2 separate regions of the Homo sapiens genome follow, and region 1 is linked to region 2. Evidence: read pairs that join two places in POLR2A ChIA-PET (ENCODE). Cell type or tissue: PC-9. All regions are shown on one strand. Links, peaks and the distances in the headings refer to the core of each region. The heading gives the core; the rest is flanking DNA.

Region 1 (4,394 bases), core at 85-4,084, 830 kb before region 2:
ACTTTCTGACCATGAAAAACCGTTATGAATAATGTTCACTTTCTGACCATGCTAAACCATTATGAGTAAACTTTAAGTCATCTTATTGAGGATTGACACCAGCTGATGATTCCTATATTGGTATTTAAAATTCCAGAAAGTCAAAGCTCAGGCAGAATAGTAAAAGAAAATGAAATAATATGAAGTCCCAGAGAGGAGGAAGGTGGTGTTTGAGGAGTGTTTTTCAACCTTTGGCAATTTCTTCAGCTCTTAGGGCCTTGATTTCCCCATCTATGAAATGGGGAATTCAGATCACAAAAGTTTTGAGGTTCCTTCTGCCTATCATTTTGTTGATGTATTTGAAACTTATCTTGCTAATACACCATTAGATCTCTAAATTTGTAATACGATTTAAAATGTAGATTTCTAGTCCCAATGTGGTGCTAGACTTCGCTCTTCCTGGGCCGCATATGGGGACAAGATGACGTCTTCAGCCGTCTTCAAACCCTGTGACTCTGGAAGCATGTTATATGTCCTTCCTATGTAAGAAAGTATCCAAGTTTTCCTAGGAGACTGTCAAACTAGGATAAGCACACCTTTCCTTGGGGAAACACCATCTTTCCTTAACCTTCTTTAGCTTAATGTTTTTGATATTCAGCACATACTATCTAAATAGATGACGCAGATATCCATAGACACCATGCCATAGTTAATATCTAATGCCTTCTAACAGCTACATATGGAACAATTATTTTAGCCCTCTAAACCTTAAGATTGGATGAGTTTGCCTTTTAATCCAAGAAATATTTTGGGATGAGAAGTCAACTTTTCCCCATTTTTCCTTGTCTTTCCTATTTGGACTTTCTCCGTCACACTGTTCGTTTAATGAATAAGCAAAGATAACTCAGCTGCTTGCCAAAAATGCACTCAGATTTCTCCTGCAAACACTCATTTTTAAGTAAACCAAAGTAGTAGGAAATGAAGAAAACAGAGAGGGAGTTTATTAAATTATGTTTAGGCTTTCTTCCTGGCATCATTGGGCTCTGGATACATGTTGATCAATTCTTATCCATGAGTACATCACGCTAGAGTTTTAGGTCTTTCTCTGCATGGAGAAGCTTCATCTCTGGTGTGAGGTCTGGTAGTGAACTGATGAAGGAGAGGAGAAAACAAGAGCAGGGGGTCACTTTTTAAAAGTCAATTTTTATCCTGCTGTGATTGAATTGTTGCCCCAATAGACAGAGCATACGATTCTGTATTGTTTCTCAACAGAGAACTAGAAGAAGTAAAGAAACTTCTTATGACATTCACAAACACAATTTCTACTGTTATGTTTTAAAATATTGGGGTTTTTGTTGTTTTTTTGTTTTTGTTTTGTTTGTTTGTTTTTTGAGATGGAGTCTTGCTCTGTTGCACAGGCTGGAGTGCAGTGGCGCATTCCCAGCTCACTGTGACCTCTGCCCCCTGGGTTCAAGCGATTCTCCTGCCTCAGCCTCCCTATTAGCTGGGCATGGTAGCACTCACCTGTGATCCTAGCTACTCAGAAGGCTGAGGCAGGAGAATTGCTTGATCTCACGACACGAAGCGGAGGTTGCAGTGAGCCGAGATCACGCCACTGCACTTCAGCCTGGGCAACAGAGCAAGACTCCATCTCAAAAAAAAAAAAAAAAAAAAAAGATCTTACATGAGACAACGTCATATTCCAATAGCTTCTTCTACTTCATTCTAGTTACTCTGCCTGGGGTCACAACAATAATTTTGAAGGTATTTTAATGTCTTTCTCCTTTTTTAAATAAGGAGAATACTAAGACCTGATTGGAGAGACTTGCCTTACGGCTCTGGCCATCTGCAGTGTTGGAAGTAGATGATCTAACTTGAATCTAATATTCTTTCCACTATATGATATATACACAAACCAGTATTGCCTTTTGCGTTGTTACCCTTTTATGTACGTGTGTGTATGTGTATACACACATACATGTTACAAAGTAATCAAGTCCCAGTTAAAAATATATATTCACAAATATTTCTGTGACTTCAAAAAATGTGAAGACTCTTAGTTTAGACAAAAATGCATTAAAGTTAGGATTGTAGACTCTTCCTAGAAACAGAAGGGACACTGTAGATAAGAGTAGGTGGTGTCCTCTAGCTTCAGGCTATTTTGCATCAAAAACAACCTAGACAAATCACGTATACTTTGTATATGTTAGTATAGCCCCCAATACATGAATTCCAACCTGTATTGCTGACTTCGCTCCTACAGTCTGCAGCATTGTGAGCGCCTTGAAGGATGCTATATTAAAGTACTTTGAGCGTGGTTTCACATTATGGCCCAACGATACACACCTGTCGATTTTTGCTGGTTTTACCACCATTATTTTATATAGTTATCATTTACTGAGTGTTGACTATGGGCCAGTCGTTTCATAGCAGGCCCGTTTTTCATATTTTGCAGCTAAGAGGAGGAAACCGAAGCCAAGTGACTTGCCCAAGGCCACGCTGCTAGCAAGCGGTACGGCTGGCACTTGAACTTGAGTCTGTGACTCCAGAGCCGAATTCTTCATCCCCGGACTCTCCTGTCTCACCTGGGGAAGGTGCTGAGGTGTCTCAGAGGATTTACCTCACTCTGCAGGCCTAAACAGAATTAATCCTGTGGTTTAGTGTCTTAATAGGGATGCTGAGGGCAAAGGAGAGGCTCTTATTTTCAAAACAAATGACTTTGGCAGCATGAAAAAACGAAACCGAGAAAATTGCCAGCACCAAGCTTTGTGTGCAAACACTACTGCTTTGTTCCCCGGTGTTGAGACTCCTCATTAAACAGCTCCCTCCCTGCGTTGCTCGAGAAAGGAAAGGAAAACTTCAGAGGTACGGCTACTCCCCAAGCGCTGTTGCTGCCAGAGCCTCTAGTATTTATTTTTCAAAATTTTAAAAATAGTCATGGCATTCTTACAGCTCTTATGCCCTCCAGGATCCCAGCCGACTTCTAAGTACAGAAATGTTAATGGGCCGAGGGAGGGGAAGCCCAGAGGGCAGATCACCTCCCAGAAACTCAGGCTAAGCCAGTCCTCGGCTGAGAGGAGTTCTGCTTTCAGTGAGGCCCACCTTTATTTCTTATTTACGTCGCATTACAGGATGTGTCAAGAGCCCTTAGACATCCTAGGCAAGTGGTAACTGATGTTTCTCCAACACCGCTCTGTGCGTCTGTGGATAAGGACACAGTTTCTCCGAGGCCTTTCAGAATACAATGCACAGGTTGTGTTTCTTCATTACCATTGAGGTTTGGAACCTCTGGCTATTTCAGCCTTCCATTCTTGCCCTGTTTACAGGTAAGGAAAGGCTGAGAGAAATGAAGGGACTTCATTTTTGTCACATCGCTTGTGATACCATTAGGACCTCCTCCAGATGGCTGTCTTCGTAGGACAGTAGTCTTTCTTTGGCATCACTTTGTTGAAGCCCCTATGGTAGGGACTATGACTTAAACACTTTTCCTTTGGTGTAAAAATCACAGCCTTCTTATCCATGGGGAATGGATTGTTAACTGATTACTGTCATTTTTAAATATTTCAGTTTAGTTCTTTTCTAATGCATTTAATCCTGTTTCCCACGTCTGAGTACAAATTGCCCCACAGTATATTTTTTGTCATGCCCTACTGCCTTTTTTTTTTTGGTCAGGGTCTGGCTCTGTTTCCCAGGCTGGAGTGCAGTGGTGTGATCACGGCTTACTGCAGCCTCAACCTCCCAGGCTCATGTGATCCTCCCACCTCAGCCTCCTGAGTAGTTGGGACTACAGGCATATGGCACCATGCCTGGCAAATTTTTTTTTTTTTCTATTTTTGGTAGAATGGGGTTTCGCCGTGTTGCCCAGGCTGGTCTCAAACTCCTGGACCCAAGTGATCCACCCACATAGACCTCCCGAAATACTGGGATTACAGATGTGAGCCACCATGCCCGGCCTCCTTCTGCCTTTTCTTTAGTCCTTTCATCTCCTTTTATTCCCCTAACTCTTCCATCTCTCCCCCTACATGAAACCCAAAGTGCCAGGTGAATGAATCTCATTTATTAAGGTGAGATCAGAGAGTTGTCTCTGCAAGTAGATCATTGACCAGGGAGCTGACTCCAGACTCCCTTTCACGAGGCACCCAAATCTTTCCCTTCTGGGAAGAGAAAGCACCTCATCCCATCCTTCATGGCATCAGTTTTCCTCTTGAATAGAAACCTCCCACAAGGCCAAAGACAAACGCACATGCTTCAGAGTCTTGCTTTCTACGGATTGGGAAGGATAAGTTACGGTCCTGTGGGATGGGTAGCAGAGTGCTGCCTGATAATCCCTAGAGAAGGATGTCAGGCCCCAGTCGTGGCCGCTTCTCCAGCAGCCTCTTTAGAATGTGGGGAGTTGATCACTTTCTGTCCTCAGC
Region 2 (4,394 bases), core at 312-4,311:
CCACTGCGCCCGGCCTCCTTTGTTTTTGAATCCATAGTATTTAACACAGAGAAAGTGGCACATATTGGGAGCCTGATAAATGTGTGATAAATGAATACGTGAATGAATGACTTAATGAGGTCACGTGGATCTTTCTCTTTAAAGCATTCTCTGGAGAATTTCAAACGCTATTTTATTTAAAAATATTTTAGAGTGGAGAGGGGGAAATGGGAGCCAAGAGAACTATTTGCTGCTTTCACAAAGACAGGGGCAGTCTTTTTAAATGTCGTTTTGCCTATTTACAAGTTTTCATTAAATATCTCTAATGCTTAGAATATCTGTCAAATATGAACATTTGTATACAGCTTAAAGTACAAATGTCAGTAATTATTTAAAAAAAAAAAACATGGTTAAGAATTGTTCCAAGTAAATGCTTGATAAGAATTATTTACCCAGAGGCAAGTCCAACGTCAGGTGCCTGAGGAGTAAGGGACAGAGCCCCCGTCTGCTCGGATGGCTGTAGAGCCGGCCCCACTTGCCCTCCACTCAGACACTGCATGTGGCAAGCCCACGTCACAGGCGGTACCACCAGCCTTTATCCCCAAAACCTAAGGTGACACCAGGCTTGACACGGGCAGTCTTACTCAGGTGATCTATTAGTAGAAACTACTAGAAAAGGAGCAAGAAAGGGGGAGGAAATCAGGGTAAAGAGGTTAAACAGCACCAAAGTGATTATTAAACACTTTAATAACAAAAGTTATTGCTTAATGCATTTGGAGTTTTGGTTTGAGATGATGGAAGTGGGTGGATGGTGGCGATGGCCGTGCAATGATATGAAGGTACTTAAAGCCACTGAACCATACGCTTAAAAAGGAATAACATGGGAAATTTTATGCTATACATATTTTACTACAATTAAAAAGGAAAAAAACTTAGAATAAAGACTACCAAGAGACTGACGACTGAAGAGACAGCTCAAGAATGGATCACTGAAGGGACTCAGAAAAAAGCATTTGAAAAAAAAGCAAAGCCCAAAAGACACCGCTCCTCTTATTTTAAAATACAGCCCCAAACCCACGATGACAGCTCCAAAGTCAACCTCGGATATACGGTTGTGCTTGAAAGCTCTAGAACTCCTAGCACAGCACAAACACATGGTAGGTTATCTGTTTTCTGAACGTGACTAGCATCACTTGAATAAGTGGCTCAAAGCGTAGGAATTATTCTGATGAACAGGTCTTTCTCCTGTAACAAAGCAGTGACAGTCAGATGTGACCTCTGTGATTTGATACACTCCTAAGGGACAAATATCTCTGCCCAGAAACATCCCAATCTAGCTGCCAAAGATAGCTCTGCTCACCTGCACAACCTGGCCTCATTCTCGATCTTCAGACCTTTCCTACGTGGAGGCTAACCCCAGTCTAAACCCACACCAAATCTTCATGTAACCTTTTTACCTTCTCTCTAAACAAAAAACCCTAATCCCCGCTGACTGAGTCTTTCATTTTCTCGGCTAAAAACATAGGACCTGAAGCCATTAAACTTGTGATAGGAAAAACCAGGGTTCCAGAGGTTCAGGAGAGCATTTTTCTCCTAGTCTCATTTGAAGGGTCATTTTACTAATCAGAAACAGGCCTAAACTGCCATCACCATTATCCGTCACCAGAAGGCCAGGGGGAAAGACACACACACACACACACACACACACACACCCCTAAGGACAAGTAAAATCAAAACCAAAAGGCAATGAATCCTACCCCTTCATTTCACATACAGTGAGGTAAATAATGGCGCTACAGCAACTTCATTTGCAGAGATCCAGGATGCCAGGAAGTCACCTCTCCTGCCCTCTGCTTCACTGGCTTGCTCAGCCGAGCCATTCGTCAGTGTGAGCCGTGTGCACTGCCACCGTAAATGCCCCCAACATAGTCCAGGTTCTTCAGAAGTTTGAAACTCCAAAACCATTCCCACAAAAATATCTCTAAATAGGGTTTCCTCTTTAAAATACAATATAGAATGTAAAAAAATGGGGTTTCTTGGCAACACTCTTTTAAGAGATAGTGTTATCCTAGGCGGAAGTAGGAATCAATAAAGGCAGGGGGAATGGGACAGGTGCAGTGACTCATGGGCCAGATGTAGTGACTCATACCTATAATCCCAGCACTTTGAGAGGCCAAGGCAGGAGGCGTGAGGCCAGGCATCTGAGGCCAGCCTGGGCAACACAATAAGACCCCATCTTTACAAGCAATTTAAAAAATAGCTAGGCATGATGGCACACACCTGTAGTCCCAGCTACTCAGGAGGCTGAGGCAAGCAGATCGCTTGAGCCAGAGAGTTGAGGCTGCAGTGAGCTAGGATCATGCTGCTGCACTCCAGTCGAGGCGACAGAACGAAACCCTCCCTCTAGAAACTACTTAATTAATTAAAAATAAAGGGAATGGCCATACCCCTGTGTGTCTATGCTTAAAGATTTTATGGCAAAGAGCTGGCCAAGGCTACCAGTAAGCCCGCTGTAAACTACCAATTCACAAAAGTACCAGAGGCTGATAAATGCTTCATCCCAGGTTATATTCAAAAGTAAACATGACCGTTAAAAGTCGCAGGAAGACTAATCTGAAAGTCAAAGGCCCCATCGCCTGCTAGCCCATCCTGTGAGCCATGTTCCTTCCACTACAGATGAAGGCATGGTTAATAGGAGTGGGCCAGCTGACCCACAGTTTCCTAGAAGCCTTTAGACTGGGTATGAAAGTGCTGAACTAGGTTCCCTGCTTGTTGGCGTCTTGTGGGGAGTGGCTCACACGTGGCATCTTATATAACACCCATCAGGGCCTTTGGTAGCTTTCATCCCTCCAACTCCAGGCTTACCAGCAAGTATGCACCTCCAGGAACATCTGGGATGCAGAAAAAGAAGGAACTAAATCCCATGATAGACCCTGTGGGAAGGATGCTTCCTGAACTCTGGTCTCCTTCCATGAAATATGGCATTCTACTTATTAGCAACTTCCAGTATGACCTTCATAGATCTGACACTACTTTTCCCTAAACAAATATGTTTTGAAGGCCAGGCGCCTTCAAGGCACCTGTAATTACAAGGCTCACGCCTGTAATCCCAGCACTTTGGGAGGCTGAGGCAGGCGGATCACCTGAGATCAGAAGTTCAAGACCAGCCTGACCAACATGGAGAAACCCCGTCTCTACTAAAAATACAAAATTAGCTGGGCGTGGTGACTCATGCATGTAATCCCAGCTACTCGGGAGGCTGAGGCAGGAGAATCGCTTGAACCCGGGAGGCAGAGGTTGCAGTGAGCTGAGCTCGTTCCCCAGCCTGGGCAACAAGAGTGAGACTCTGTCTCAAAAAAAATATCTATATCTATATCTATATATCTATATCTATATATATAGATGTCTATATATATAGATATAGATATCTATATATATAGACATCTAAATATATAGATATAGATATAGATATATATGTTTTGAGAAGAAAATGTCAGTGTCTCACAGGGAATAAACATTGAGGCAAAATTTCTGAAAATAAAATTTCTCCACCCTTCAATAAAGCCCGTGACTCTTTTAACTCTACACAAGAAGAGAAAACAATTAGAAATGGAACAAACGAAGAGGCTTTTGAGTAAATATGATTACAATAAAAGAGATCATATGACTTGAATTATGGTCTCTTCACTATTTTTAATCATGTGTGGACTTAGTGACTTTCTACGCTTTGCCACAAAACTGCATCTTCTCATCTTTTATACTTGCTTTTTAAAAAATCTTGCATTGACAGAATCTCAAAGAATCTCAACCAACAGAAATTTGCCCTTAGCTGGCATTTGTAGGGCTAATAGCCACCCGAAACCTCAAAATAAACAGGCAACCATGCCTGTTTACTTTGCCTCTTCCAAGTTCCCTGTTCTGATTCTCTGTGTTCTCGTCTCCACCTTACCTGAATAATCCATCATGATCACGTTCACAGCACATAAGTAATGCACTTTACAAAAGCATCTCTAGAAATTGAAGCTCCATTCTTAGATTTTCCCAGACTTACTTCTAGCTGCTATCTAGTGTGTATGTCACCCTATCCTCCTTCCTTTCTCTACTGAAATGCACTAGAGTCTGGAGGCAGATTGGCTAGGGGTTGTAATGGAATATGTAGCCTTTCACCTCTGGGTCACTATGCTGAATCTGGGCCACATCAGCAGCATCTGAAAGCAGTTACTGTACCATCTAATGGCCTTGCTAAAGACAAAAGCCACTGTTCTAGCTTTTCACCCTGGTGGGAAGTCTCAACCGGGAGAGACAGCAAGGAATGAGCAATGGGCCCCCAGGAGAAACTCCCAGTTAGCCACAGTCCACGAGAGTGGTTTGAAGGAGTCCTCTGCAAGAGAAGCTTGGAGGCTTCATAATCTGAT

Evidence for each region. ChIA-PET counts read pairs that join two places held together with the same protein. Peaks named below come from ENCODE experiments on the same cell type or tissue, not always from the same donor. Only the 100,000 strongest peaks of a DNase experiment are listed, where the experiment ranks them.
Region 1: POLR2A ChIA-PET joins it to region 2 with 5 read pairs; 2 of 35 experiments call an interaction of 5 or more read pairs at or near these places.

The regions. Positions count from the first base shown.
Region 1 is chr1:246,007,067-246,011,460 of GRCh38, reverse strand. The region is part of intron 5 of SMYD3 (SET and MYND domain containing 3); the gene reads left to right. Among named protein-coding and RNA genes, the nearest start is that of SMYD3-AS1, 99 kb to the left of the region's middle. In PC-9, for the core only: no CTCF peak of the experiment used is centred there; no DNase peak of the experiment used is centred there.
Region 2 is chr1:245,174,963-245,179,356 of GRCh38, reverse strand. The region is part of intron 2 of KIF26B (kinesin family member 26B); the gene reads right to left. Among named protein-coding and RNA genes, the nearest start is that of KIF26B, 22 kb to the right of the region's middle. In PC-9, for the core only: no CTCF peak of the experiment used is centred there; a DNase peak (open chromatin) is centred at 2,086; H3K27me3 peaks cover 1,670 bases.